2 separate regions of the Homo sapiens genome follow, and region 2 is linked to region 1. Evidence: read pairs that join two places in POLR2A ChIA-PET (ENCODE). Cell type or tissue: endothelial cell of umbilical vein. All regions are shown on one strand. Links, peaks and the distances in the headings refer to the core of each region. The heading gives the core; the rest is flanking DNA.

What was found. ChIA-PET counts read pairs that join two places held together with the same protein. Peaks named below come from ENCODE experiments on the same cell type or tissue, not always from the same donor. Only the 100,000 strongest peaks of a DNase experiment are listed, where the experiment ranks them.
Region 2: POLR2A ChIA-PET joins it to region 1 with 11 read pairs; 4 of 35 experiments call an interaction of 5 or more read pairs at or near these places.

The regions. Positions count from the first base shown.
Region 1 is chr17:42,433,562-42,449,343 of GRCh38, reverse strand. LOC102725238 (a long non-coding RNA gene) reads right to left here. Exons shown (of 4, transcript XR_007065758.1): 3 at 12,952-13,078; 4 at 1-843. It also overlaps the pseudogene RNU7-97P. Among named protein-coding and RNA genes, the nearest start is that of ATP6V0A1, 17 kb to the left of the region's middle. In endothelial cell of umbilical vein, for the core only: a CTCF peak has its summit at 9,959; a DNase peak (open chromatin) is centred at 6,953.
Region 2 is chr17:42,239,971-42,255,752 of GRCh38, reverse strand. All of the region lies in intron 1 of STAT5B (signal transducer and activator of transcription 5B), which reads left to right. Among named protein-coding and RNA genes, the nearest start is that of STAT5B, 29 kb to the left of the region's middle. In endothelial cell of umbilical vein, for the core only: no CTCF peak of the experiment used is centred there; a DNase peak (open chromatin) is centred at 6,932; H3K27ac peaks cover 1,333 bases.

The DNA.
Region 1 (15,782 bases), core at 2,588-10,587:
TGGCTGCCGGGCGGAGACGCTCCTCACTTCCCAGACGGGGTGGCTGCCGGGTGGAGGGGGCTCCTCACTTCTCAGAGGGGGCGGCTGCCGGGCGGAGGGGCTCCTCACTTCTCAGACGGGGCGGCTGGGCAGAGACGCTCCTCACCTCCCAGACGGGGTCACGGCCGGGCAGAGGCGCTCCTCACATCCCAGACGGGGCGGCGGGGCAGAGGTGCTCCCCACATCTCAGACGATGGGCAGCCGGGCAGAGACGCTCCTCACTTCCTAGATGGGATGGCGGCCAGGAAGAGGTGCTCCTCACTTCCTAGATGGGATGGCGGCCGGGCAGAGAAGCTCCTCACTTTCCAGACTGGGCAGCCAGGCAGAGGGGCTCCTCACATCCCAGACAATGGGCAGCCAGGCAGAGACGCTCCTCACTTCCCAGACGGGTTGGCGGCCGGGCAGAGGCTGCAATCTCGGCACTTTGGGAGGCCAAGGCAGGCGGCTGGGAGGTGGAGGTTGTAGCGAGCCGAGATCACGCCACTGCACTCCAGCCAGGGCACCATTGAGCACTGAGTGAACGAGACTCCGTCTGCAATCCCGGCTCCTCGGGAGGCCGAGGCTGGCGGATCACTCTCGGTTAGGAGCTGGAGACCAGCCCAGCCAACACAGCGAAACCCCGTCTCCACCAAAAAAATACGAAAACCTGTCAGGCGTGGCGGCGCGCGCCTGCAATCCCAGGCACTCGGCAGGCTGAGGCAGGAGAATCAGGCAGGGAGGTTGCAGTGAGCCGAGATGGCAGCAGTACAGTCCAGCTTCGGCTCGGCCTCAGAGGGAGACCGTGGAAAGAGAGGGAGAGGGAGACTGTGGGGAGAGGGAGAGGGAGAGTGAGACCGTGGGTAGAGGGAGAGGGAGAGGGAGAGGGAGGAGAAGTGTTATAGACTGAATTGTGTCTTCCCAAATTCCTATGTTGAATCCCTAACCTCTATTGTGACTGTACATTGGAGACAGGGCCTTTAAAGATGTAATTAAGATTAAATGAGGGCCGGGCACGGTGGCTCACTCCTGTAATCCCAGCACTTTGGGAAGCCACGATGGGCAGATCATTTGAGGTCAGGAGTTTGAGACCAGCCTGACCAACATGGCAAAACTCTGTCTCCACTAAAAACACAAAAAAATTAGCCAGGAGTGGTGGCACACACCTGTAATCCCAGCTACTCGGGAAGGTGAGGCAGGAGAATTGCTTGAACCCGGGACACAGAGGTTGCTGTGAGCCGAGATTACGCCATTGCACTCCAGCCTGGGCAACAAGAGTGAAACTCCGTCTCAAAAAAAAAAAAAGAAAAGAAGAAAAAAAGGACACCAGCCGGGCTTGGTGGCTCACACCTGTAATCTCAGCACTTTGGGAGGCCGAGGTGGGAGGATCACTTGAGGTCAGGAGTTTGAGACCAGCTTGGCCAACATGTTGAAACCCCCGTCTCTACTAAAAAAAAAAAAAAGAAAATTATCTGGGTGTGGTGGCACATGCCTGTAATCTCAGCTACTCGGGAGGCTAAAGTAGGAGAATCACTTGAACCTGGGAGGTGGAGGTTGCAGTGAGCTGAGATTGTGCCACTGCACTCCATCCTGAGCAACAGAGCAAGACTCCGTCCCCCCCCACAAAAAAGGACACCAGTCCTGTTGGATTAGCCCGGCTAATTTTGTTTTTTCGGTAGAGATGGGGTTTCTCCATGTTGGCTTGTCTCGAACTCCCGACCTCAGGTGATCCGCCTGCCTTGGCCTCCCAAAGTGCTGGGATTACAGGGGTGAGCCACCACGCCCGGCCCAGTGTCCTTTTCAGAAGAGGAAAAAGCACCAGGAGTGGTCACACACAGACAAAAGGCCATGGGAGGACACAGCAAGAAGGTGGCCATCTACAGGCCAAGAAAAGAGGCCTCAGGAAAAACCAAACCTACCAACACTTTGGTCTTAGACTTCCAGCCTCCAGAACTGTGAGAAAATAAATTCTGTTGGTTAAGTTACCCAGTCTGCAGTATTTTGTTATGGAAGCCCTAGATGACTAATACAAGAAGGAAAGTATATTGCAATTACTCATATATTTGCTTTCCACGTTCTTTTTTCTTTCTTTTTTTTTTTTTTTTGAGACAGAGTCTCGCTCTGTCACCCAGGCTGGAGTGCAGTGGTGCGATCTCAGCTCACTGCAAGCTCCGCCTCCCGGGTTCACGCCATTCTCCTGCCTCAGCCTCTCTGAGTAGCTGGGATTACAGGCACCCGCCACCACGCCCGGCTAATTTTTTATATTTTTAGTAGAGACGGGGTTTCACCGTGGTCTCGATCTCCTGACCTCGTGATCCGCCCGCCTCGGCCTTCCAAAGTGCTGGGATTACAAGTGTGGGCCACTCCACGTTCTTTTTTCATCCTTGATGTTCCAAGGTCCCTTCTTTTATCATTTCCCTTTCTTTTCAAGAACTTCCTTTAGCTTTTTTTTTTTTTTTTTTGAGATGGAGTCTTGCCCTGTCACCAAGACTGGATTGCAGTGGTGCGATCTCTGCTCACTGCAACCTCCACCTCCCAGGTTCAACCGATTTTCCTGCCTCAGCCTCCAGAGTAGCTGGGACTACAGGCATGTGCCACTATGCCTGGCTAATTTTTGTATTTTTAGTAGAGACTAGGTTTTGCCACGTTGGCCAGGCTGGTCTCAAACTCCTGGCCTCAAGTGATCCGCCTGCCTCGGTTTCCCAAAGTGATGGGATTACAGGCATGAGCCACTGCACCCGGCCCCCTTTTAGCCACTTTTTTAAAGGGTAGATCTACAAATGACAAATTCTCTTAGTTTTTCTTCATCTGAAAATGTGTTGATTTCTCTTTCATCTTTGATAGTTTTTTTCTTCTAGCATTTGAAAAAAGTTGTGCCACTTTCTTCTGGCCTTTTTTAGTTTCTGGTGAGAAATCTATTGTGGTTCAATCTGTTTTTCCCTTATGAGAAAGATGTTTTTCTCTTACTGCTGTCAAGATTTTTTCTTTGTTATTAGTTTTCAGGAGTTAGATTATTACGTGTCCTGGTATAGATTTCTTTGAGTTTATCATGTTTGTGGTTTTCTCAGCTTCTTGAACTTGTAGTTCTAGGTCTCTTGTCAAATTTGAGGAATTTTCTGCCATTATTTCTTCTTTTTTTTTCTTTTTCTTTTTTTTTTTTTTTTTTTTTTTTTTTTTTTTTTTTTTTTTGAGACGGAGTCTCGCTCTGTCACCCAGGCTGGAGTGCAGTGGCGCGATCTCGGCTCACTGCAAGCTCCGCCTCCCGGGTTCACGCCATTCTCCTGCCCCAGCCTCCCGAGTAACTGGGACTACAGGCGCCCGCCACCACATCGGGTAATTTTTTTTTGTATTTTTAGTAGAGACGGGGTTTCACTGTATTAGCCAGGATGGTCTCGATCTCCTGACCTCGTGATCCTCCTGCCTCGGCCTCCCAAAGTGCTGGGATTACAGGCGTGAATCACCACACCCAGCCCATTATTTCTTTGAATAAGTTTTCGGTCTTACATTCTTACTCCTTCTAGGACTCTGACGACATAATTTTCTCTCTCTCTCTCTCTTTCTCTCTCTCTTTCTCTCTCTCTCCCTCCCTCTCTCCCTCTCTCCCTCTCTCCCTCTCTCCCTCTCTCCCTCTCCCTCTCTCCCCTTTCTTTCTTTCTTTTCTTTTCTTTTTTGAGGCAGAGTCTCGCTCTGCTGCCCAGGCTGGAGTGCAGTGGCACAATCTCGGCTCACTGCAACCTCCGCCTTCTGCCTCCCGGGGTCAAGCGATTCTCCTGCCTCAGCCTCCCGAGTACTTGAGATTACAGACGCCCGCCATCATGGCCGGCTAATTTTTGTATTTTAGTAGAGACAGGGTTCGGCCATGTTGCCTAGGCTGGTCTCAAACTCCTAAGCTCAAAGCAATCTGACCACCTCAGCCTCCCAAAGTGCTGGGATTATAGGCATGAGCCACCACACCTGGACTGAAATATTCTTTAATATTAAAATTAAATTTCATAAAAAGGAATGAAAGTATGACACATGCTACAACATGGATGAAACTTGAAAACATGCTAAGTGAAATAAGGCAGATTGTAAAAGGACAAATATTGTATGATTCCACTTAAGTGAAATATCTAGACTAGACTAGACTAGGCAAATTTATAGAGACAGAAAGTAGATTACAGATTACCAGGGGCTAGGAGAAGCAGGGAATGGAGAATTGTTGTTTAATGGGAACAGAATTTCTCTTTTATTTTGGAAATAGATAGTGGTGATAGTTATGCACATTGTCAGTGTAATTAATGCCACTGAATTGTACATTAAAAAATGGTTAAGGCTGTGCGCGGTGTCATGCCTGTAATCCCAGCACTTTGGGAGGCTGAGGCAGGTGGATCACCTTAGATCAGGAGTTCGAGCACTACCTGTCCAACATGGTGAAACCCCATCTCTACTAAAAATACAAAAATTAGCTGGGTATGATGGCGAGTGCCTGTAATCCCAGCTACTCGGGAGGCTGAGGCAGAAGAATTGCTTGAACCCAAGAGGTGGAGGTTGCAGTGAGCCGAGATCGTACCACTGCACTCCAGCCTGTGCAACAGAGCAAGACTCCATCTCAAAAAAAAAAAAAAGGTTAAAATGGGGACCAGGCACAGTGGCTCATTTCTACAATCCCAGAACTTTAGGAGGCTGAGGTGGGAGAATACATTGAGGCCTGGAGTTCAAGAGTAGCCTGAGCAACATAGCAAGGCTCCGTCTCTATATTACAAAAAAAAAAAAAAAAATATATATATATATATATATATATATATGGCCGGGCACAGTGGCTCACGCCTGTAATCCCAGCATTTTGGGAGGTCAAGGTGGGCGGATCACGAGGTCAAGAGATCAAGAAGGTCATCCTGGCCAACATAGTTCACATGGCAGCAGAGTGAGACTCTGCCTCAAAAAAAAAAAAAAAAAAAAGGAAAGAAAGAAAGAAAATTATGTCGTCAGAGTCCTAGAAGGAGTAAGAATTTAAAAATTCAAAAATTAGCTGAGCATGGTGTTGTGTGCCTATAGTCCCAGCTACTTGGGAGGCTGAGGCAGGAGAATTGCTTGAACTCGGGAGGCAGAGGTTGCAGTGAGCCAAGATCATGCCACTGCACTCCAGCCTGGCAATAGACCAAGACTCCATCTCAAAAAAAAAAAAAAAATATATATATACACACACACACACACACACACACACACACACACATATATTTATATATATAATGGTTAAAATGGCAACTTTTATATTTTACCACAATTTTAAAAATTAACATGATATACCAAAACCATTGAATTGCACTCTTTGAGTGAATTGTGTGGTATGTGAATTATATATCAATAATCTGTTTTGTTTTGTTTTGTTTTTGAGACAGAGTCTTGCTCTGTTGCCCAGGCTGGAGTGCAATGGCACGATCTCAGCTCACTGCAACCTCTGCCTCCCCGGGTTCAAGCAATACTCCTGCCTCAGCCTCCTGAGTAGCTGAGATTATAGGCATGCATCACCACAGCCTGCTAATATTTGTTTTTTGTTTTGTTTTGTTTTTGAGACAGAGTCTCACTCTGTCACCCATGCAGGAGTGCAGTGGCATGATCTTAGCTCACTACAACCTCCGCCTCCTGTGTTCAGGCGATTCTCCTGCTTCAGCCTCCCAAGTAGCTGGCACTATAGGCGCCCGCCACCACACCTGGCTAATTTTTCGCATTTTTAGTAGAGACAGTGTTTCACCGTGTTAGCCAGGATGGTCTCAATCTCCTGTCCTCGTGATCCACCCGCCTCGGCCTCCCAAAGTGTTGGGATTACAGGCATGAGCCACCGTGCCCAGCCAATAATACTCGTATTTTTATTAGAGGAGGGATTTCGCCATGTTGGCCCGGCTGGCCTCGAATGCCTGACCTCTGGTCAATAATCTATTTTCTTAAAAAGATTCATGGTGAAGATATGGAGAAATCGGAACCCCCATTCACTACTGGTGAAGATGTAAAATGGGGCAACTACTTTGGAAAATAGTCTGGCAATTTCTTAAAAGGCTTATCATAGAGTTACCATATAATCCAACAATTCCACTCCTAGGTATACACCTAAGAGAAATAAAAACCAAATGTCCACAGAAAAACGTGTACACAAATGTTCATAACAGCATTATACACAATAGCCCAAAATTGGAAACAACCCAGATGTTCAACAATGGATGAATGGATAAAGAAAGTGTAGTATAGCCATACAATGAGATGTTATTCAGCAATAAAAAGGGATGAAGTAATGACACATGTTACAACAAAAACCTTGAAAACATAGTAAGTGAAAGAAGTCAGTCAAAAAAGACCACATATGTGACTGCATTTATATGATATGTCTAGAGTAGACAAATCTATAGAGGCAAAAAGTGGATTATTAATGCCTAGGGCTGGGGTGATGGGGAGAATGGAACGTGATGGCTAAAGGGCATGGGGTTTCTTGGCCAGACACAGTGGCTCACACCTGTAATCTCAGCATTTTGGGAGGCTGAGGCAGGAAGATGGCTTGAGCCCAGGAGTTCAAGACTAGCCTGGGCAACATAGTGACACCCAGTCTCAACAAAAAAGAATAAATATTGTTTTAAAGAAAAAATAATAAAGTCAAAAAAGTGAAAAAAATAATAAAAGGGCATGGGGTTTCTTTTCAGGGTGATTTTTTAAAGTTCTGAATTTTTTTTTTTTTTTTTTTTTTTGAGACAGGGTCTCACTCTGTCACCCAGGCTGGTGTGCAGTGGCATCATCACAGCTCACTACAGCCTTGACTTTCTGGGCTTAAGCGAGCCTCCCACCTCAACCTCCCAAGTAGCTGGGACTACAGGTACTGGGACTCCCGAGTAGCTGGGACTATAGTTTATGCACAGAATTTGAGCCTCCCTCTCTGTGGCTCTTATTTTGATAGGATTTCCTCCCATTATTTCCACCTGCTGGGGTTGCCCTGAACAATTCAAGCTAGTAAGACTGCAGGGTTTGGGTTTTTGTTGTTTTGTTTTTGTTGTTGTTGTCGTCGTTTTAAGAGATAAGATCTCGAGCACAGTGGTTCATGCCTGTAATCCCAGCACTTTGGAAGGCTGAAATGGGCTGATCACCTGAGGTCAGGAGTTCAAGACCAGCCCGGGCAACATGGTGAAACCCTGTCTCTACTAAAAATAGCTGTAGTCCCAGCTACTCAAGAGACCGAGGCAGGAGAATCACTTGAACCCGGAAGGCAGAGGTTGCTGTGAGCTGAGATCACGCCACTGTACTCCAGCCTGAGCAACAGAGTGAAACTCTGTCTCAAAAAAAAAAAAAAAAAAAAGAGATGAGGTCTTACTGTGTTGCCTAGGTTGGAATACAGTGGGTATTCACAGGCACAATCTTAGTGCTCTACAGCCTTGAACTCCTGTGCTCACGGTTTCCTCACACGTCAGCCTTCTGAGTAGGTGAGACTACAGGCGCACACCACTACCCCCAGCTTTGTTTTAACCACTCACTTTGCAGACTTTGGACTTCCCTTAGACTAAAAGCTGTAAAAACACAGGAAACCCATTCAGTCCTCTTCTCTTCCAGGTATCCACCTCTGTGCAGTATATTCCTCCTGTTGTTTGCTAATGCCTTCAGGTAGTTTTTGTTTGTTCTTTAATATTTTGCTCTGAGTATATCATTCTTATTTACAGAAGACTTGGTGTGATGGGAATTACTCAGCCATAATTGGAACTTCCTCCTGTGTTTTTTGACATATTCCCATCATTTTGCTGGGGTGTTGGGGGTGGCAGGGGACTTCCTTAATTTCTATCACAATAGGATATTTTAAGCTTAGCTTATACTTTCCTTGTTCCAGCCCTGAAGTCATCCATTTCTCTAAGAAGCTGTTTCTTTGTTGTGAGGAATAATATTTAGAAACCAAGATCTTGGTACCAAGCCTGCTCATTGTTACATTGTGTTATTGCTTCTAAGCCTTCAACACACAGAGGCCAAACCTCTAGCTCTATCTCTACAAATGTATATGAAGTTATGGGTTTATACTGATGCCTCTAACACCAGTTCCACCCATCTAAGGTTCCTTTGTATTCCCTAATTCATATTTAAATCTACTTTTTTCCTACAGTGAGAACTCTAGCTTCCACATTCTTTTATATGTCATTTGCTTAATTCTATAATATGCACAATATAATGTCATAATTGCTATTCCCATACCACTTCTCCTTCAGTACAGTTTTGTTGTTCATTTGTAACATGAGTTAATTTCTGTTTTCATTCAGTTTAGGGTCTCCTCCAATCTTGGGGATTTCATTTATTGAATTTATCATTTTATTTCCAAATATTCTATTTTCAGGCCAGGCATGGTGGCTCACACCTGTAATCCCAGCGATTTGGGAGGCTGGGTCAGGAAGATCACTTGAGCTCAAGATTTTGAGACCAGCCTGGGACACATAGTTCCTGTTTCTGCAAAAGAAAAAAAAAGAAAAGGAAAAAAAAGTATATATATGTTCTATTTTGAAAACTGCTGAATCTTTTGTTGTAATAGCTTTATTGAGATATAATTCATATACCATACGACTCACCCATTTAAAGCGTACAAGTCAACAATTTTTAATACTCACAGAATTGTGCAACCATAGCCACAATTAATTTTAGAACTTTCCACTCGGGCGCAGTGGCTCCTGCCTGTAATCCCAGAACTTTGGGAGGCCAACTTGGGCAGATCACCTGAGGTCAGGAGTTCAAGACCAGCCTGGCAAACATGGTGAAACTCCATCTCTACAAAAATACAAAAATTAGCCGGGCATGATGGCGGGTGCCTGTAATCCTACCTACTCGGGAGGCTGAGGCAGGAGAATTGCTTTAACCGGGGAGGTGGAGGTTGTAGTGAGCCGAGATCACGCCATTGCACTCTAGCCTGGGCGACAGAGTGGGACTCCATCTCAAAAAGAAAAAAAAAGGAAAAAAAAGAAACCTCAGCAGAGGAGGAAAAACTGTAAAAAAAAGAAAAAAAAAGAATTTTGTGCATAGAAATTGAAAATTTGGAAATGAAAATTTCAGACTAAAAATTAAAATGTCAAAGAAATCAAGTATTACAGCTCTTTTAGAATCCGTCTAGCAGGTTTTCCAGTTTTTACCAGAAAACTCTCCAAAAAAATTTTTTTTAAATAGTCCGGGCATAGTGGCTGACACTTGTAATCCCAACAGCTGGGGAGGCCAAGGCCGGAGGATTGCTTGAACCCAGGAATTTGAGACCAGCCTGGGAGATCCTGTCTCTACAAAAAATAAAAAAATAAAAAAAAAATCCTGTCTTTACAAAAAAAAAAACAACACAAAAAATTAGTCAGGTAAGGTGGCATGTACTTGTAGTCCTAGCTAATTGGGAGGCTGAGGTGGGAGGATTGCTGAGCCCAGGAGGTTGAGGCTGCAGTGAGCCATGTTCATGGCACAGCATTCCAGCCTGGGCGACAGAGTGAGACTTTGTCTCAAAAAAATAAATAAGGGCTGGGCACAGTGGCTGTAATCCCAGCACTTTGGGAGGCCAAGGAGGGCAGATCACTTGAGGTCAGGAGTTTGAGACCAGCCTGGCCAACATGGTGAAACCCCGTCCCTACTAAAAATACAAAAATTAACTGGGCATGGTGGTGTGCACCTGTAATCCCAGCTACTCAGGAGGCTGAGGCAGGAGAATTGCTTGAACCCGGGAGGCAGAGGTTGCAGTCAGCCGAGATTGTGCCACTGCACTCCAGCCCAGCCTGGGGGACAGAGCAAGACTCCATCTCAAATAAATAAATAAATAAATAGGGCCAGGTGAGGTGGTTCACGTCTGTAATCCCAGCACTTTGGGAGGCCGAGGCAGGAGGATCACTTGGGCCCAGGGGTTTTATTTATTGTTTTAATTTAATTTAATTAATTTATTTATTTTTGTCATGGAGTCTCCTCTGTTGCCCAGGCTGGAGTGCAGTGGCGCCATCTAGGCTTACTACAACCTTTGCCTCCCAGGCTCAAGTGATTCTGTTGCCTCAGCCTCCTGAGTAGCTGGGACTGCAGGTGTGCACTGCCACACTTGGCTAGTTTTTGTATTTTTAGTAGAGACGGGGTTTCGCCAGTGTTGCCCAGGCTGGTCTCTCCTGGCCTTAAGTGATCTGCCCACCTCAGCCTCCCAAAATGCTGGGATTAAAGGCTTGAGCCACAGCACCCGGCCTGAGCCCAGAGGTTCTAGACCAGCCTAAGCAACATAGCAAAACCTCATCTCTCTCTCTCTCTCTCTATCTCTCCATATACATATATATATATTTGGCCAGGGGTGGTGGCGCTTGCCTATAATCCCAGATACTTGGGAGACTGAGGTGGGAGAATCACTTGAAACTAGGATGTGGAGGTTGCAGTGAGCCGAGATCGTGCCTCTACACTTTAGCCTGTGCAACAAAGGGAGACTCCATCTCAAAAAAAAAAAGATAACCTGACACTGGAAAAGTCTGGCAGATACCACCTTAACCTAATGATCAAGGCTAACATCACTAGTAATGGGGAAATCAAAATTGTGTACCACCTGACAGGATGCAATGAGAGCACAGCATCCCTTTCATGCTATTCCTGCTAAAGATAATACATTTCCTAAATCTAATCATGAGGAAACATCAGACAAGTCCAAACTGAGCAACATTTTGCAGATTAATTGTCCTATGATCATCAAAAGTGTCAAGGTTATGAAAGCCAAAGAAAGAATATTTCCCTGACTGAAGGATACTAAAACGATGCAGTAACTGCTAAGCATTACGTCTAATTGGATCGTTTATGCATAAAAGACATTATTGGGATAAATGGTGAAATTTTATCAGCTGCTGAGGATTAATTTCCTGATACTGATTATTGTATTATGGTTACAAAATGTATGTTGTCTATGTGGTTATGTATGTGTGTTTGGAGAAAATACACACTAAAGTATTTGGGGGTGATAAAACTTGTCAGGTTGTCAACTTACTTGCAAATAGTTCATGAAGAAATAATACTTTTGTACTTTAAAAAACAATTCTGGGCCGGGAGCGGTGGCTCACGCCTGTAATCCCAGCACTTTGGGAGGCCGAGGCGGGCAGATTGCCTGAGCTCAGGAGTTCACGACCAGCCTGGGCAACATGGTGAAACCCCATCTCTACTAAAATACAAAAAAATTAGCCAGATGTGGCAGCATGCACCTGTAATCCCAGCTACTCAGGAGGCTGGGGCAGGAGAATTGCTTGAACCCGGGAGGTGGAGGTTGCAGTGAGCCAAGATCACTGCACTCCAGCCTGGGCGACAGAGCAAGACATCATCTCAAAAAAAAAAAAAAAAAAAAACACTGTAAATTTAAAATAATTTAAACGTTTTAAAAGTGAATTTTTTGGCCGGGCACAGTGGCTCATGCCTGTAATCCTAGCACTTTGGGAGGCCGAGGTGGGCAGATCACCTGAGGTCAGTAGTTCAAGACCAGCCTAGCCAACATGACAAAACCCTATCCCTACTAAAAATACAAAAAGTAGCTGGGCATGGTGGCAGGAGCCTATAATCCCAGCTACTTGGGAGGCTGAGGCAGGAGAATTGCTTGAACCCAGGAGGTGGAGGTTGCATTAAGCTAAGATTGTGCCACTTCACTCCAGCCTGGGCAAAAGAGCAAAACTCCGTCTCAAAAAATAAAATAAATAAATAAAAATAAAAGTGAATTTTTTTTCCAGATAGCCACTTCAATTTTGATTACTCTTATCCTGGAGCTGCTAAACATTGATTGATATATTTTATATCCATTTGTATTGTATATAATTTGCTTATTTGGGAATTCTTCTTCTACTTCTTAACATTTATTTCCTCAATGAGATTTTTTTTTTTTTTTTTCAGACAGAGTCTCACTCTGTCGCCCAGGCTGGAGTGCAGTGATGCGATCTTGGCCACTGCAACCTCCGTCTCACAGGTTCAAGCGATTGTCCTGCCTCAGCCTCCCAAGTAGCTGGGATTACAGGCATGTACCACCACACCTGGCTAATTTTTGTGTTTTTAGTAGAGACAGGGTTTCACCATGTTGGCCAGGCTGGTCTCGAACTCCTGACCTCAAGCAATCCACCTGCCTCGGCCTCCCAGAGTGCTGGGATTACAGGCGTGAGTCACCACGCCTGGCCTTTTTTTGAGACGGAGTCTCACTGTCACTCAGGCTGGAGTGCAGTGGCATGATCTTGGCTTACTGCAACCTCTGCCTCCCAGGTTCAAGCAACCTTTTCCTGCCTTGGCCTCCCGAGTAGCTGGGATTACAGGCGCGCTCCACCATGCCCAGCTGATTTTTGTATTTTTAGTAAAGACGGGATTTCGCCATGTTGCCCAGGCTGGTCTCAAACTCCTGACCTCAAATGATCTGCCTGCCTCGGCCTCCCAAAGTGCTGGGATTACAGGCATGACCTACCGCGCGCGGCCCTCATTGAGATTTTTAAACACCCAAAGAATACAGATTATGCTTTTGTTTCTCTTGTATTAATATTCCTTTGTGGTCTCAAGTAGCCACTCTTAGCCACTTGTAAACACTAAAGGGTTTGGAGCATATGAATAATCTGACTAGCTCAGTTGACGCTTTCAATTTAAGCCCATGGAAAAACCGTTTAAATCATCTCTCTTAAGTCATATGATGGATCTGTGGACTACATCTGTGCTGATTGCTCTTTCATACCAATCAGAGGCCCCTGGGATTCATAGGAATACACGTCTCCATGGAAAAATGAGTCACTCCACCAACGCACAGCTGGACTCTCACACTCAGAGCACAATAGAAATGTGGAAATCTAAGTGAAGCACAAGGAATCTGTAACTGAACAAGAGTTTACACTCTTCCTGTTCTGTTAGGTTGTGAAATGGAAACACCGTTTCCTGGGAAAAGGGCCCGATTCCACAAATGAAATGGTTTTGCTTTAATATGCACAGCTGCTAAACACTTACTGCGTTTACTGAAAGTGGCTTGTTTGAAAGGTCTGGTCTTGGTTCCAGCTGGAAAGTTGAAAGGAAGGGGCTCTTCTCTTGTGCAACAAAATGGGTTTAACAGAAACAGTCTCTTTGAACACCAGTTCTGAATTGGTTCAAGTGAGAGAAAGGGAAAAGGGTCATGCACATTATTTGCCACACATTGTGTATCAAACATTTTGATATGTCCCTTTACAGATGTGAACACATTTCATCCTTAAAACAACCTTAGTATTTTTTATTATGGGAAACTTCAGGCGGGGCTTGGTGGCTCACGTCTGTAATCCCAGCACTTTGGGAGGCTGAGGCGGGCAGATCACTTGAGGTAAGGAGTTGGAGACCAGCCTGGCCAACATGGTGAAACCCTGTCTCTAATAAAAATACAAAAATAAGCCAGGCGTGGTGGTGGGTGCCTGTAAACCTAGCTACTCGGGAGGCTGTGGCAGGAGAATCACTTGAACCCAGGTGTCAGAGGTTGCAGTGAGCCGAGATCGTGCCACTGCACTCCAGCCTGGGAGACAGAGCAAGACCCTGTCTCAAAAAATAATACAATACAATACAATACCATACAATACAATACAATACAATACAATACAATACAATACAATACAATACAATACAATACAATACAATACAATACAATGGTGTAGTATTGGCATATAACCTAATGCACATCCTCTCATATACTTTAAATCATCTCTAGCTTACTTAGGCCTAATACGATGCCCACACATCACTTCATTTTTGTGGATTCAACACAGTACTTGGCAAATTCATATTTTGCTTTTTGGAATTTTGTGGAATTTTTTTCCTAATAATTTCTATCCACAGTTGGTTGAATCCATGGGTGTGGAACCTAAGGATACAGAAGGCAGAGACGGGATAATGAATCCCTATGTACATATCACCCAGCTTCAACCATAATCAACAAATAGTCCAGCTTGTTTCATTTATATCCCATCTACTTCCGCCAGAATTATTGTGAATCAAATCTTAGATGTGATATCATATCATCTGTAAATACTTCAGTATATATCTCAAAAATGTACGAATTTTTTAAAAACATAACCACAATGCTGCTATCATACTTAAATTTTTTTTTTTTTTGAGATAGGGTCTCACTCTGTCGCTCAGGCTGGAGTGCAGTGGCACAAGCCCAGCTCATTGCAGCCTCCACCTCCCAGGCTCAAGCCATTCTCCCGCCTCAAAAAAATAAATAAATAAATACAAAGATTAGTGAGTGGGTTGAGTTGTTACTTTGATATAATAGAGTTCCCCACAATTTTCTGCCTAATAGTTTTAGCGGGCATTAATGATCATTAGCTCATTTTTTCACTAGAGGCTACAAAATAGTGACATTTTAATCCATCATTCCTTCTTTATTTATGAGCTGAAATTATTTTATAAATAAGTGCTTTCCTTCACCCAGCCGCTATTTGGTTACACAGAGGTACAATCCAAACAGAAAAGGTAAGATTTTTTTTTTTTTTTGGAACAGAGTTTCACTCTTGTCCACCAGGCTAGAGTGCAATGGAGTGATCACTGCAACCTCTGCCTCCTGGGCCCAAGTGATTCTCCTGCCTCAGTCTCCCGAATAGCTGGGATTACAGGTGTGCACAAGCACGCCCGGCTAATTTTGGTATTTTTAGTAGACACAAGGCTTCACCATGTTGGCCAGGCTGGTCTTAAACTCCTGACCTCAAGTGATCCTCTTGCCTCGGCCTCCCAAAGTGTTAGGATTACAGGCATGAGCCACTTCATCCGGCCAGAAAAGGTAGGATTAATGCTTCATTGATTCTCTTTATTTGCCAATTTGTTTGTTTGTTTGAGACAGAGTCTTGCTCTGTCACCCAGGCTGGGATACAGTGGCGTGATCTCAGCTCACTGCAACCTCTACCTCCCGGGTTCAAGTGATTCTCCTGCCTCAGCCTCCCAAGTAGCTGGGACTACAGGCATGCGCCACCACACCCGGCTAGTTTTTGTATTTTTTGGTAGAGACAGGGTTTCACCATGTTGGCCAGGGTGATCTTGAACTCCTGACCTCAAATGATCCGCCTGCCTTGGCCTCCCAAAGTGCTGGAATTACAGGCGTGAGCCACTGCACCCAGCCAAAATTGTAATATTTTAGACTCCTCCTTCTCCTTCAGTATCTACATGTACTCATTCATCAAGCCCTAATGGTTTTCATGCTATAGTGCTCACCCATCAGTCCTCTCTCTGTGCCCCGTAATGCTCTAGTTCAAATGATCATCTTCCCCTGCTGGGACTATTGCAGTAGTCTCCTGTTAGATCTCCTTTTTTCTAGTCCCAGCACCTTCCAAACTATCATTTACAGTTTTTCAAATCAATTTTCATTCTAAAATGCATTATGAATTGGAAGGAAAAGGTTGGAGACACAGAGACAAACTAGGAAAGTACAGTAACAGCCATCAGCTGGTAACAACAGGATCAGACAGACAGTCACAGAAATGGGAATTACAGGGGAGTGATAATGAAGGAAGGAAGGCAGGATCTGGGATTTCATTTGCTTTAGTAGATGAGAGAAAGAGAGGAGATAAATATAATTCTAAGGTTGGAGTCTCTGGTGTTTGATAGGACGGTCCCACCATCAACAGAAATAAGCCAAGAAGCATTCTAGCTTTTGAGGAAAGATATTTGGTTTAGGCGGGGCATGGTGGCTCACGCCTGTAATCCCAGCACTTTGGAAGGCTGAGGTGGGTGGATTATGAGGTCAGGAGTTCGAGACCAGCCTGACCAACATGGTGAAACCCCGTCTCTACTAAAAATACAAAAATTAGCCAGACGTGGTC
Region 2 (15,782 bases), core at 3,775-11,774, 190 kb after region 1:
TGACCGTCAGCACCTGGTCCATCTCCAGAATTTTTTCATCCTAAACTAAAATCCTGTATTCATTAAACAGTAATGAGAATAAAACTCTCCATTTGCCCCTCCCCGCAGGCTCTGACAACCGCCATTCATTCTTTCTGTCTCTATGAGTTTGACTACTCCAGGCATCTTATATCAGTGGAATCATACACTATCTGCCCCTTTGTGTTTATTCCTTTTTTTGCAACATAATTCTTTTGGTTGGAGACTTCACAGTTTTTCTTTCCTTTGATTGTTTAGTTTTTGCTTTGTACCTAGACCTGGCCAGTGATGCATGTGCAATGAGTATGCAAAGACAAGTTAATTCAGCAGCTTGTTGCATACCACTAGGGAGTTATTAAAGCTTTCAAAATGTGATTCCTCATCTGTATGCCTGTGGCTTATCTACTCCAAGTCTTGCTGATAAACCTGCACTGAGAGTAATAGCAAAGATTAGTCTTTCTCCATGTTTCATAAAACAAATTGTTCTCATTCTTACAGCCTGATTATGAACTGGAAAATTACAGGTACATTGTTGTAATTGTTTATACAGACAATGAGACATACTCTCCACAGGGGACCTCAGCTGCAGGGGAGGTTCTGATTGCGTGTCATTAAGAAACGACAGTTAAGAAACTTTTTTTTTTTTAGACGGAGTCTCGCTCCATTGCCAGGCTGGAGTGCAGTGGCACGATCTCGGCTCCCTGCAACCTCTGCCTCCTGGGTTCAAGTGGTTCTCCTGCCTCAGCCTCCCAAGTAGCTGGGACTACAGGCGCATGCCACCACACCCAGCTAATTTTTGTATTTTTTGTAGAGACAGGGTTTCACCATGTTGGCCAGGATGGTCTCAATCTCCTGACCTCGTGATCCGCCTGCCTAGGCCTCCCAAAGTGTTGGGATTACAGGCATGAGCCACCGCACCGACCTTCTTTTTTTTTCCATTTTTAAAAATTTTCTATTCTCATTACATCTTCCTTTCTCCCTACTTTTCCTTCCCTTCCCTTCCAGTTTGTCCTTCCCTCTCTCTCTTTCTTCCTTTTTTCTTTCTTTTTCATTCTCATTTTTCTGAGTAGTTGCTGAAGACACAGCCTGACCCTAGGGGTCCAAATATAGATGAAACAATCATAGCTCTCTAGCAGTTCACCTGGAGGGAGAGAGAAAAAGAGAGTAAGAGAACCAAAATGAAGGGGAAATATTCTTAATTTTTTTTTTTTTAAGGACAGAAACTAACTTGTTGAGGAAAAAGAGAAATATACTGGGAGTTCTGACTGATAGGAACAAAGAGAGGACAGCTTCGAAGGATGATTTGAAAAGTAATCTATGGAATTTAGCTTTAAAGCAGGATCTTGGGCTGTAGACTACTTTATTATTATTATTTTTTAAGAGACAGAGTGCAGTGGTGCAGTCATGGCTCACTGTAGCCTCAAACTCCTGGGCTCAAGCCATCCTCCCACCTCAGCCTTCTGAGTAGCTAGGATTACAGGTACATACCAGCACGCCTGGCTAATTTTTTAATTTTTATTTTGTAGAGATGAGGTCTTGCTGTGTTGCCCAGGCTGGTCTTGAACTCCTGGCCTCAAGTGATCCTCCTGCCTCAGCATCCCAAAGTGCTGGGATGTTGTGGACTCCTTTAGAGCCTCTTGAAATAGGGCTAGTAAAGTGATTTTCTACCACTGTATCTGTGCTCATTTACATTGGGCAGATCACTTCTGCTTGACTTCATAGTTTCAACCTATAACATGAGGGGTCAACAGGTAGATTCGGAACCATCAGAGTTTAGGCCGAAGCCCATAGAATATGAAAGTTATTTTTAAAATTTATTTTTACAATGTCTACAAATGCAGTTGTTAAAGTGCCAGAGACAGAAGTATTGACAATGAGAAATTATCCAAAACCAGGCCAGGCGCGGTGACTCACGCCTGTAATCCCAGCACTTTGGGAGGCAAAGGTGGCAAGATGACTTGAGGCCAGGAGTCACAGGCTGCAATGAGTTGTGTTCATGCCACTGCTCTCCAGTCTGGGCCACAGAACAAGACCCTGTCTCTAAAAATAATCATCATCATCCAAAACCAAGACTGGCTCCTATTGGAAAGGTGGAAATGGTTGTGATGGAATTCAGCAACACCAATACCTTGGTATTTCTGACTTTCAGGATGTTAGGAGACTCTTTCAGTCCTTCCTGTTTAAATATGAATGGATATGTATTGCCATTATTGCCCTGCCCCTACATCTCCCAAATTTAGATTGCTAGTATTTATGTAAGTTTACTAGTCACAAATAGATTCTTGCATTTCCCATCTCTTGTCATAGGGCCCTCTTTGAGTTCAATATGCTTTTATTGGCACTTACTTTGGTTTTCTTTACAGCAGCAGCTGCTAATTAGTGACAGCTTTTGAGCAAGCAGCTTGTCATTTTTGGCAGAGATAGGGGACATCCATAGCAAGTCAAGACTATATTTTCATTTGCTAAATTTACTTTGCTACATGGAAATACATCTTGGATAAAAAATAGTCTGTAGTCAAAGGTGGCTGTGTTTACTGAATTATCTTCCTGAGTTGGCATTCTGTCCTGTAGTTGAAGAACTCACAGAGATGAAAAAAAGAAAGAAAGAAAGAAAGAAAGAAAGAAAGGTTCAACGTCTATCAGACTGATGCCATAAGTCCTGAGTCATCCTTCTAACATTAATCTACATTCTGGGTATAGAACCTCATCATCTTGTTTTGGCACAATCATAAATCTTTCTGGATTGTAGTTAGTGGCATACATGGTAACTGAATGAGTGAATTGTTGACAAATGTGCTTTTCGTTTATACTCAGCTTCTTTCTTGAGATATAATTAAAAGAAAGGTTAGTTTGCTTAGAGAAGATCCTTTCTTTGGAATTTTAGCTCATCTTAGCATCATCATATTTCATGTAATTCTTCTCTTTGAAATTGCTGCAATAAAGTGTTAGCTCTATTTTACAAACTTGTCACGATGTTTATGAGGGTGGCACAACTTGCTATTATGTTTACCTTGATTAGCACCAATGATGAGTCAAAACCTCCGTCATGGTTTCTATAAAGTGTGATTCACTCCCATTATTCCTGTAATAAGGATTCAGATTAATGACCTCCACAGTGTTAAAAATATCCTGAAGGAAATAACTGACCTACCATCCATTTCCCCCAATTTAGGTCCTTTTTGTAACATGGAGGTCTATAAAAATTGTATTCAATACACAATTACTAAATACCAACCATGTATATCAAGTACTATATTGGGGAAATCAAAATGAATCAGAGAGACATGGTCCTTGCTCCAGGATGGCTTACAGTCTATTAGTTGGCCAGCAGATAACTTAGTTGCCTTGGTTCTTATGTCCAGAGTGTAGGGTAAATTCTAATTCTAGAGGAGGAAAACATCCCATCTTTTAAAAATAAGATTATCAAAATGATCAAAGACATTGGATACAAATATTGTACTGATTCTATTTCTACCTAAAGGTGTTAAAGATTGTTTGAGGCACTTTTCCTAGGCTTGTGGAACTGCCAGGCATCCTTGTCCCAAATTTCCCCTTGATATATCGCACAGCACTGTTAAATTCAGAAGTTGCCTTCTGTATCAGAGTGTCTATTTCTTGATGGCATAGCTTGGAGAACCCAGATGATCTTCTAGCATTCAACTCATACTTAATGTACATCAACAGTAACATAGTTATTTGTATATTTTCTTTTCTTTTTTTCTTTTTTTTTTTTTTTGAGACGGAGCCTTGCTCTGTCACCCAGGCTGGAATGCAGTGGCACGATCTCGGCTCACTGCAACCTCCACCTCCTGGGTTCGAGCCATTCTCCTGCCTCAGCCTCCCCAGTAGCTGGGATTACAGGCACGCATCACCACGCCCAGCTAATTTTTTGTATTTTTAGTAGAGACGGGGTTTCACCATGCTGGCCAGTCTGGTCTTGAGCTCCTGACCTTGTGATTCGCCTACCTTGGCCTCCCAAAGTGCTGAGATTACAGGTGTGAGCCACCGCACCCAATCTATTTGTATATTTTCATTTGAACATTTATTAATTATAGTAGGAATTTATCATGTATACCTTGTCTCCAACCCAATGCACAGTAGCATCAGGTAAGTTGCTGTTTAGTTATAGGTATCATGTGAACAGGTATCCAGATGGCAGCTAACTTCAGTATCCTTTGTTATCCTGTCTTACACACTGGGGTGTTTTACAAGTTGCTTTCTCATTTCTATTAATGACATTTCCCCCTGTATGTAAAATGTTTTCTGCCATTAGAAAGCCTAAGTTTCAGATGTTCTGTGATAAATATTGGTGATGGATAATAATGTAACTAATGGAAGCCCCTTAAGGAATTTGCGAACAAGTTTAACAAAGTTAACAACTCAGCTTCTTATAGGAAATGTTGCATTGCTAATTCTGACCACAAGTGGTCAGGATCTAGGTTTTGGCCTTATGGGAAAGTTACCCAAGCCCAGGACAGTTCTCGTTATTCTCCTCCCACTCACTTTTACAATCTAAAGCTTTTGGCTAATTTCTGATTGATTTAAAAGAATGAAGGTGAACCCCCACCCCCCAAATATGGCATCCTTTGGTTGTGCTTGAAGGTTTGTCTTCTTAGTGCTAACCCTCAGGGAAGGGAGTCTTATTTAAAGCCTTTTTTTTTGGATTGTCAAATAATCTTTTTGTATTCATTTGTGAATTGCATTTTATGATAATTCATTTTGTGGCTCGTGTTATAAAGGAGTTAAACTGCAGGTATCACTGTCAGGAGAAACTCATTTGACTAGCTGATGATTTTTTTTTTTTTTTTTTTGAGACAGAGTTTCCCTCTATCACCCAGGCTGGAGTGCAGTGGCATGATCTCCACTCACTGCATCCTCCGCCTCCTAGGTTCAAGTGATTCTCCTGCCTCAGCCTCCCGAGTAGCTGGGACTACAGGTGCCTGCCACCACGCCTGGCTAATTTTTTGTATTTTTAGTAGAGATGGGGTTTCACCATGCTAGCCAGGATGGTCTCGATCTCCTGACCTCATGATCCGCCCGCCTTGGCCTCCTAAAGTGCTGGGATTACAGGCATGAGCCACCGCGCCCGGCCTCGTGATGATTTTCAATAAGTAAACCACTGTGGTTCACAGCCTGAGCTCCGAAGGTGGACAAAACTCCTTGAATATTTATTACTACTACTGTTATTATAATTCTATTACTACTGCTGCTAGTACTTTATTTTTCTCATTTCCCATGCTTATTCCTTTGCTATTATTTAAGGTTTGGTGATGAAGTATAGGAAGGGCTTGGAAATGAAGTCATTTATTTTGTTTCCAACACAAAACAGTTTCTAGTGTGGGTGTGTGGGTGGCTTAATTTAACATAACAAACTAATACGTTTTTCCTTGAACTCCATACTATCTTCATTTCAAACTAGGTATTCTCAGAGTGGGGTTAAAATACTCTCCATCATCAAAGCCCAGACATTTTAGAACAAGAGCTTGTCTCACAAAAAGCCTGGTGTCTCTGTTGCCACCACAACCTGAAACTAACGAGTTAGAAACCACATAGAGCCAACGACATGGGGTAGGAGCTCGTAACATTTTCTCGCAAGTTTTGTGTAGATAGTTAAGCCGGGAACCGATCTGGTTGAGAAAAATGTTTAAAATCATCATTTTCCCTTCCTTCTCCTTCACTTTTATACTCAAAAGGGTCTAATTTTGCTCCTCTGGGAAGATTGAATGCGTAGGCTTTCATGTAGTTTAACACTCTCTTAATTTAAAGAAGTCTGGGTTTGGTGCAGTGGCTCACGCCTGTCATCCCAGCACTTTGGAGGGCCGAGGTGGGTGGAGCGCTTGAGTTCAAGAGTTCGAGACCAGCCTGGGCAACATAATGAAGCCCCGTTTCTACTAAAAATACAAAAAATGAGCCAGGCATAGTGGCACACACCTGTGGTCCCAGCTACTCAGGAGACTGAGACAAGAGGATTGCTAGAGCCTGGGAGGCAGAGGTTGCAGGGAGCTGAGATCACGCCACTGCACTCCAGCATGGGTGACAGGGTGAGACCCTGTCTCAAAAAAAAAAATTATATTTTCTATCCTCTTCCCCTTTTTGTTATGTGTTTTACAGTCTTTTCTCCATGTCTAATCTAAGAAACTTATATATTCATTGTATATATATCTACTGGTTGTCAGCATTGAACCTTGCCTGTGCCCTAGCATGTTGCAGAATGACTGACTTGACTTTATTTTGAGAATAAGTTCAAAATTTATTCTTTTTTTATCAGTTGACTAGGGACCTTATCTGTTGTTGCATTTATTATCTCTAAAATACCATCTTCTTTTTCTTTTTATTTTTTTTGAGATAGAGTCTCACTCTGTTGCCCAGGCTGGAGTGCAGTGGTGCAATCTTGGCTCTCTGCTACCTCCACCTCCCAGGTTCAAGCAATTCTCCTGCCTCAGCCTCCCGAGTAGCTGGGATTACAGTCACGCGCCACCACACCCAGCTAATTTTGTATATTTTTGGTAGAGACGGGGTTTCACCATGCTAGCCAGACTGGTCTCAAACTCCTGACCTCAAGTGATCCACTGGCCTTGGCCTCCCAAAGTGCTGGGATTACAGGCCTGAGCCACCTCACCCAGCCTACCATCTTATTTTTAGATGGAGACTTCTGGACATTGGTATAAAATCTGGATGGTTCCAGTCCTGACCTTTTCTTCATGTTTAATCTCACCTTCCTAACACTTCCACCACGTTGAAAAAGCGTAGCTCCATATGATCTTACTGCCCTTCGTTCAGTCAAGCGAGACACTGACATTGTGTAGATTCTGGGTCTCACATTTGCTTTGTTTTTATCTGGAGCTTTACTGGAAACTAAATGCTATTGCGTACTAGCTGCAGAAGCAGGAGGGGAAGTTGGCAAGAATTCGCTGCTTTCTGTTTGGTCTGTCTGAGGCAGCTGACCTTTTGGAAGGAAATCGCTGCTCTTCGCTTCTTCCGGTAACAGTGCCGCCTGTGAAAGAACACATACACAGAAGGGCTCTGCCGTTATCCTGGCTGATGCCTTGCAGCATAAGCTGTTAGTTAAGAGGTGGGAGCCTTTCAGTGCATCTGTTGTGTGCTGTAGGAGCATGCACTCAAGTTCCTACACCATGCTAAGTTGTGTGTAGATCTACTATTAGAGGTATAGTGAGAGACGGTCTGTTACCAGAAAAAGTAGGTTGCTTTAGCAAAAGTAATTGCATTTTATTTACTCCCACTATGAGTGCTGTAGTAAATGTGGACAATTATTTTGTGCACAATTTTAGTTCATCTTAATGTTAAATGTCCTGGTAATTGCTTTTTATACCTGGATAACCGTTGTTGTTTTTTTTTTTTCCCCAGCAGGACAAACATTTTGATTTGCTAAGACATGAGCTCTTATTAAATGTCATTTCTTCTCAGAATTAGAATAAGATTTTTTTTTTTTTTTTTTTTTTTGGACAAGATCTTACAATGTCACCCAGGCTGGAGTGCAGCGACACAATCACGGCTCACAGCAGCCTCAAACTCCTGGGCTTAAGCAGTTCTTCTGCCTGTCTCCTGAGTAGCTAGAACTACAGGCATGCGCCACCACACTGGGCTAATTTGTAAATTTTTTGTAGAGATGGAGTCTCACTATGTCGCCTAGGCTTGTTTCAAACTCCTGGCCTAATCAGTCTTCCCATCTCGGCCTCCCAGAGTGCTGGGTTTACAGGCATGAGCCACTGTGCCTGGCCCAGAATTATCTTCTTCTTTTTCTCATACATTTTTTTTTTTTTTAGAGAATGAGTCTGGCTCTGTCATCCATCTGGCATGCAGTGGCGCAATCATAGTTCACTGCAGCTACTAACTCCTAGGCTCAAGTGATTCTCCCACCTCATCCTCCCAAGTAACTAAGACTACAGGTGTGCGCCACCACACGCTACTACTTTTTGTTTTGCTTTCTTTGTAAAGACAGAGCCTTGATATGTTGCCCAAGCTGGTCTTGAACTCCTGAGCTCAGGTGATCCTCCTGCCTCAGCCTCCCAAAGTGCTGAGATTACAGGTGTGAGCCACTACACCTGGCCAAGATTTAGCTTCTTAACAAACCTGCTACTCGTTGGATCCACTTTTTCTGCAGGACTTGTTTTACTTAAACACAGGTAGTAGGACACCCCACAACTTGGGATTATTTTTGGAAAGCTGTAGTTGGGTTTCATATCACCCAGTAAGCAAACAAGGGAACTAACCAGCTGATGAAGCGTTTCTCTCTTAAAAGAGGAGATTTCAGTTTTGTATTGTTTTAACTAAAACATATTCAGTTCAGTTTTTATTTTGTTATTTGAAATGACATATTCAAGTTATGTCTAAGTAAAAATGAAACATTTTAATTCATGGCAAATTAAGAGAACACAGCTACCTGGAAAACGGGGCAAACTGCCATATCCTTCTGTATTTAGTTTTGGTTCGGTGGATAGGTGTGCTTTTCTAAGGTATTATTGGTCTCTTCCCTAGATTTGCTGTTGATGGCAGAGATGGTTGGGTGAAGGTTTGTGTTGATGTACATAAAAGACATAGAGATTAGTACAGAGAGAAACATCTCAGGGCCCCCTTAGCAAGATTGCCCTGCAGTGCTTCTGTTCTTGGAAACTGGTCTGATCTGTTCCACTTTCCTGGGGTAATGAAGAATCCAGGGGGAATACAAACCCTGCGTTGGTTTTAGGTATAGGTTCTTGGCACAAAATAAATTGATATCAACAAAACAGGAAGATTTCTCCCCGGTTCTGTTGGCCTTTGAGTAGGAGCGAAGTTAGGAACCAACAGCTGAGGTTTCCTGTGATCTGCTCTTGTAATGATAGCTTTCTAGACACCTTGAATTGTTACTCTTGAACTGTCAACGGCCTTCACGTAAGCCAGTTGTGTTCAGGTATGTGATTAGAGGTAAGGGATGTGTTTGTTTGTGTTTAGAAATGGGGTCTCACTTTGTGGCTCAGGCTTGAGCATAGCGGCGTGATCATAGCTCACTGCAGCCTTGACCTCCTGGGAGCGCTCCTGTCTCAGCCTCCTGAGTAGCTTGGACTGCAGAAGTGAGTCACCATGCCCAGCTAGAAAGTTTTTTATTTTAAAGAAATTCTGGTACCGTTGTGAGTGACTTTCTGTGTATTTCGTTCTATTTACAGTTGGTACAAGTTTGCTTAGTCACATCAAAGATGAAAGAGGGCCACTAATATATATAAATATATGTCAGAATTACAAATTAATCTGCTATTAACAGTCTTAAATCACTATTTGAAAACACATTTAAGGCACTATATATTTGAAAGTGAAAGAATTGCATTTTAAAAAAAATTTTTTTATAATTCTGAATTTTTACTTTATAATTCTGAATGTTCTACTTAAAATTAAAATTTTTTTATAATTCTGAATTTTTACTTTATAATTCTGAATGTTCTACTTAAATCAAGGCTGCCCAGGTAAGACAGTGTCATAACCTGGATATTATCATGTTAGGAAATATTTCTTCCTGTGTTTTATGTCTCTTTAAACTTGGTTCCTGTGGGATAGTCAGTAGTACCAATTCCCCATTGATTATTAAATTTATATCTTAAGTTTTACATTTTAAACACAATTTAATCAAAAACTTTACAAAAATTGTACCAAAAAGCCCCTTCACCTAAATGTAACAACTGTTTACACTTCTCTTTGACCTTTCTCTATTTGCCCTCTTGCATACGTGTTGCATACACTTTTCATTTAACATTCTTTTATTTCTACTCTAAAAAAATGTGTCTACAGGCCAGGTGTGATGGCTCACATCTGTAATCCCAGCAGTTTGGGAGGCCGAGGTGGGAGGATCACAAGGCCAAGAGTTGGACACCAGGCTGGCCAACATGGTGAAACCCCATCTCTACTAAAAATACAAAAATTAGGGCTGGGCGGGGTGGCTCACGCCTGTAATTCCAGCACTTTGGGAGGCCGAGGTGGGCAGATCACCCGAGGTCAGGAGTTCGAAACCAGCCTGGCCAACATGGTGAAAACCCGTCTCTATTAAAAATACAAAAAATTAGCCGGGCATGGTGGTGGGCACCTGTAATCCCAGCTACTCGGGAGGCTGAGGCAGGAGAATTGCTTGAACCTGGGGGGCGGAGGTTGCAGTGAGCCAAGATCGCGCCATTACACTCCAGCCTGGGCAATAAGAGCAAAACTCCGTCTCAAAAAAATAAAAATAAAAAATTAGCCAGGCATTGGTGGCAGATGCCTATGGTCCCAGCTGCTCAGGAGGCTGAGACAAGAGAATTGCATGAACGCGAGAGGTGGGGGTTGCAGTGAGCCAAGATCATGCCACTGCACTTTAACCCTGTTGAAAGAGCAAGACTCAGCCAGGCGCGGTAGCTCACGCCTGTAATTCCAGCACTTTGGGAGGCCAAGGTGGGCGGATCACAAGGTCATGAGGTCGAGACCATCTTGGCCAACATGGTGAAACCCTGTCTCTACTAAAACTACAAAAATTAGCTGGGCATGGTGGCGCGTGCCTGTAGTCCCAGCTATTCGGGAGGCTGAGGCAGGAGAATCGCTTGAACCTGGGAGGCAGAGGTTGCAGTGAGCCGAGATCGCGCCACTGCACTCCAACCTGGGTGACAGAGTGAGACTCCATCTCAAAAAAAAAAAAAAAAAAAAAATTAGCCAGGCATTGGTGGCAGATGCCTATCTATGGTCCCAGCTGCTCAGGAGGCTGAGACAAGAGAATTGGTTGAACACGAGCGGTGGGGGTTGCAGTGAGCCAAGATTGTGCCACTGCACTTTAACCCGGTTGAAAGAGCAAGACTCTGTCTCAAAAAAATAAATAAATAAAATAAAAATTTAAAAATGCGTCTACATGGTTTTTATATTTCAACATAGCTTTTATATTTCATTTAACTGGTTGCACCATATCCCATTAGATTAATACATTATAGTCTAATCATCCCCCTATTTTGGACATTTTGGTTATTTCTGTTTGTCCCGACGGTATATATCCCTGGGAATTGGCCTGAATCAAGGCACTTGTCAAAGAAAATTTTGCTAGGTAGAAACTAAACACTGTAATTCTCAATGGTAAGAGGGAGGCCATGAACTTTAATAGGGAAAATATTGGTAACATGTGTGGATTTATTAATAAATTGCCTGTTTTGTTTGTTTTTAACTTTCAAACAAGAGGAAAGGGATTATATTTCATTTAAGCAGTATAGAAACAGGGTATTGTAGTAGCTGAGGAGTTTTTTTCCTGAACTAAAAGATTTGAATTGTCCAAGAGACAGATTCTAAGATGAGTTGATCTTGAATTACAGTACAAATATAAACCTTCACTAGAAATTCTGAGGCTGGCTGGGTGTGGTGGCTCACACTTGTCATCCCAGCACTTTGGGAGGCCGAGGTAAGAGGATCACTTGAGCCCAGGAGTTCATGACCAGCCTGGGCAACATAGCAAGACCCCATCTCTAAAAAAAAAAAAAAAAAAATTAGCCGGGCATGGTGGCACACACCTGTGGTCCCAGCTACTCAGGGGGCTAAGGGAGGAGGATCACCTGAACCCAGGAGGTTGAGACTGCAGTGAGCAGTGATTACGCCATAGCACTTCAGCCTGAGTGACAGAGTGAGACCCTGTCTCAAAAAAAAAAAAAGAAAAGAAAAGAAAGAAAAAAATTCTGAAGGTAAGATAGGACTACATGGCAGCTTCAAATCATTTCTTATTTTTCCGTAATGCAGATGGTCATTAATTTTGGGCTACAGCAAGTGCTTTTAGTCATCTGGAAAGTGATACAGATGTAGCTTCTTCCCAAAGGGATCGCAAATCCATTATCTCCATGGATTTGGACATGGAGATAATGATAACACATGTACACTGTGGGCCACCATGGCACAAGAGAGCCCAACTTGCATGCTGGTGGCCTGCAAGCTGCAGCACAACGCCTAAGAAGTCCAGATTTTTATTGACCACCAGGGACAGTTTCAAAGTGAGAGTCAAACCTCTGCTTTCATTGCTTTGTTTTTCTTTTTTGGAATGTTTGCCCTTCATTTTGATTTTGAAAAAAGTGTACATGACTTAAAAGTGGAAAGAATAGAACAATGAGTACTCGCATATACTTCACCTAGGTTGAGCCAGTGTTCACAGTTGTTAGATTTACTTTCCCACACTCCCCACCACTGTCACTCTTCCGTTTCTCCTGCCAAAGTAAGATGCAGACGACATGGCCATTTACCCTCAAATACTTGACAGTGTATCTACTCCCAGCAAGGGCATTCTTCTACGCAACCTGAATGCCATTGTCACTCTCAAGAAATTTAGCAGTGATAAAGTAATATCTAATATATAATGATATAATGGCCTTTAGAGCTGTGGGTGTTTTTGTTTGTTTTGAGACAGAGTCTCACTCAGTTGCCCAGCCTGGAGTGCAAGTGGCGCAATCTCAGCTCACCACAACCTCTGCCTCCCGGGTTCAAGAGATTCTTGTGCCTCAGCCTTCAGAGTAGCTGCAACTACAGGCGTGTGCCACCACGCCCAACTAATTTTTATATTTTTTTTTTATTTATTTTTTTTAAGTATAAACACATATATTTTTTAAAGTTTATTTTTAACATTTTTTTTTTTTAATTGATCATTCTTGGGTGTTTCTCGCAGAGGGGGATTTGGCAGGGTCACAGGACAATAGTGGAGGGAAGGTCAGCAGATAAACAAGTGAACAAAGGTCTCTGGTTTTCCTAGGCAGAGGGACCCTGTGGCCTTCCGCAGTGTTTGTGTCCCTGGGTACTTGAGATTAGGGAGTGGTGATGACTCTTAAGGAGCATGCTGCCTTCAAGCATCTGTTTAACAAAGCACATCTTGCACCGCCCTTAATCCATTCAACCCTGAGTGGATACAGCACATGTTTCAGAGAGCACAGGGTTGGGGGTACAATTTTTGTATTTTTAGTAGAGACAGGGTTTCACCATGTTGGCCAGGCTGGTCTCGAATGCTTGACCTTGAGTGATCCTCTGGGCTTGGCCTCCCAAAGTGCTGGGATTACAGGCATGAGCCACCACACCCAGTCGTGTTTTTGTTTTTGAATTACGCTCTTGGTTGTGTCTCTTCAGTCTCCTTTAACCTAGAACAGTTCCACCTGTTTTGGGTGGGGGGTGGGATCATTGATTAGAGTCTCACAATTTGGATTTGTCTGATTGTTTCTTCATGATTTAGTTTGTGTATTCTTTTCAGCAAATCATATCTGGAGGCACATAATGTCAGTTTATGCCATGATTGGGGATGTTTGATCACTCGGTTAAGGCATTGTCCGCCAGATTTATCCACAGAAATGCACCTTTTCCCCTTTGAATAATAAGTAATATGTGAGTAGTACTTTGAGACTAAATGCTGTTCCCCAACAACTGTCACCTAATGGTTTTAGTAGCTGTGATGATCCTTGTCTGAGTCTACTCTCTTTATTTTTGAGATTGTGCATCTTTGGCCAAGACTTTATATCCTATATTTAGATGAGAGTTTTAAATATATAGTAACCTGCTGATTGAAACCTGATTTTTATATTTAGTAAGTAGATCCTTTCTCTACCTTCTCCTTTATTCCCTCCCTTACCCTTTTCCCCTCCTCCATTCTCTGTTCTTCCTATTGTAATATGCAGTGATTTGGCTGTGACATAAAGATTAATGGCGGATTGTCTTCCCAGAATACTATCATCTCTATGTTGCCTGGGCACATTTTTCCTTGTTTGCTTCTTTGTGAGCCAAATGCTTTTATTCTTTCTGTTCTCTTCCCATCTGTTTAATAATGTGATTTTTTAAAAAGAGAATTGGCTTCCTGATTGCATATAGGGTAGTATTTAGAAAAAAAAAATTAAAGAGCAGATGGCTCTGGTATTAACCTGCTTCTAGATGTGATAGCCTTCTTACTTGATATTAGTCCAATTTTAATATGAATGAAGTCTTAATCCTTTATTGCTGCTATTGAATATTTTTCCGTCCCTCAAAATCGCTATACTAGGCTAGGCATGGTGGCTCAGGCCTGTAATCCCAACACTTTGGGAGGCCGAGGTGGGTGGATCACTTGAGGTCAGGAGTTCAAGACCAGCCTGGCCAACATGGTAAAACCCTGCCTCTACTAAAAATCCAAAAATTAGCCAGACACAGTGGCACATGCCTGTAATTCCAGCTACTCAGGAGGCTAAGGCAGGAGAATCTCTTGAACCCGGGAGGCAGAGGTTGCAGTGAGCCAAGATCATGCCACTGCACTCCAGCCTGGGTGACAGAGCAAGACTCTGTCTCAAAAAAAAAAAAAAATTGCTGTACTAGGTGACCACCACCATTTAATATATTTAATAATGTTGGTATCAACAGAAAGCAGTAAACATAATTAGGGAATTTGCTCTTTTTTTTTTTTTTTTTGAGATGGAGTTTCACTCTTGTTGCCAATGCTGGAGTGCAATGGTGCGATCTCAGCTCACCGCAACTTCTACCTCCCAGGTTCAAGAGATTCTCCTGCCTCAGCATCCCAAGTAGCTGGGATTACAGGCATGCACCACCACGCCTGGCTAATTTTTTGTATTTTTAGTAGAGACAGGGTTTCTCCATGTTGGTCAGGCTGGTCTTGAACTCCCAACCTCAGGTGATCTGCCCGCCTCTGCCTCACAAAGTATGGGATTACAAGCATGAGCCACCACGCCTGGCTGGAACTTGCTCTTTATATTCTGTACAGAATCCTTAGTCATTCACTGGAGCTGATAGGTTTAACAGTTTTGAACCCTGGCTCCTTGCCTTGTACTTTTCAGATCAGAAGCAATGTTTAAACGTCATCTCTTTGATCTGTCACCCAGCCCTAGCCTTTGCCAAAATCAGAGCCCCTCAGTATTAGGTTTCTTACTTTAATTTTTCATTCTTTGCTCTCTTTAAATTATGAAATATAACAAACAGGCAGAAAAGTACATAGAAAATGGCAAACCACCTTAAGTCCTCAACATGCATGCAGCCTGGTGCAGTGGTGCAAGTAAGTGCAGGTTCTCAGGTAGGTCCAGCCCAGATAGTACCCCTTAGTAGTATGGACCGACCCTGGAGCAAGTGTTTCACCTCTTTCTCTTTTTAAAAATAGCTTTACTGAGATATAATCACGCACTATAAAATTCACCCTTTGAAGTATATTCTCAGAGTTATACAATTATCACCACTATCTAATTCCGGAACATTTTCATCATCCCCTCAAAAAGCCCTTACCTTTTAGCAATCATTCCCCATTTCTCCCTCCCCTCAGCCCTTGGCAACCAACAATCTATTTTCCGTCTCTATGGATTTGCCTATTCCGGATATTTCATAAAAATGGAATTTACAGTATGTTCCCTTGCATGCCTTTCACTTTACATAATGATTTCAAGGTCATCCACACTGTAGCATGCGTCAGTACTTCATTCCTTTTTAACATCTGCATAATATTCCATTTTATTCATTGTATTTATCCATTCCTATCCATATTTATCTGTTTATCCTTTGGTGGACATTTGAGTTGTTTCCACTTTGGGGCGATTATGAGGTGATTATGAATAATGCAGCTGTGAACATTTGTGTACCTGTTTTTTGTTTTGCTTTGTTTTTGAGACAGAGTCTTGCTGTGCTTGCCCTGTCATCCAGGCTGGAGTGCAGTGGCACAGATCTCGGCTCACTGCAACCTCCACCTCCCAGATTCAAGCAATTCCCCTGCCTCAGTCTCCCAAATAGCTGGGATTACAGGCACCCGCCACCGTGCCCGGCTCATTTTTTTCTTTTTT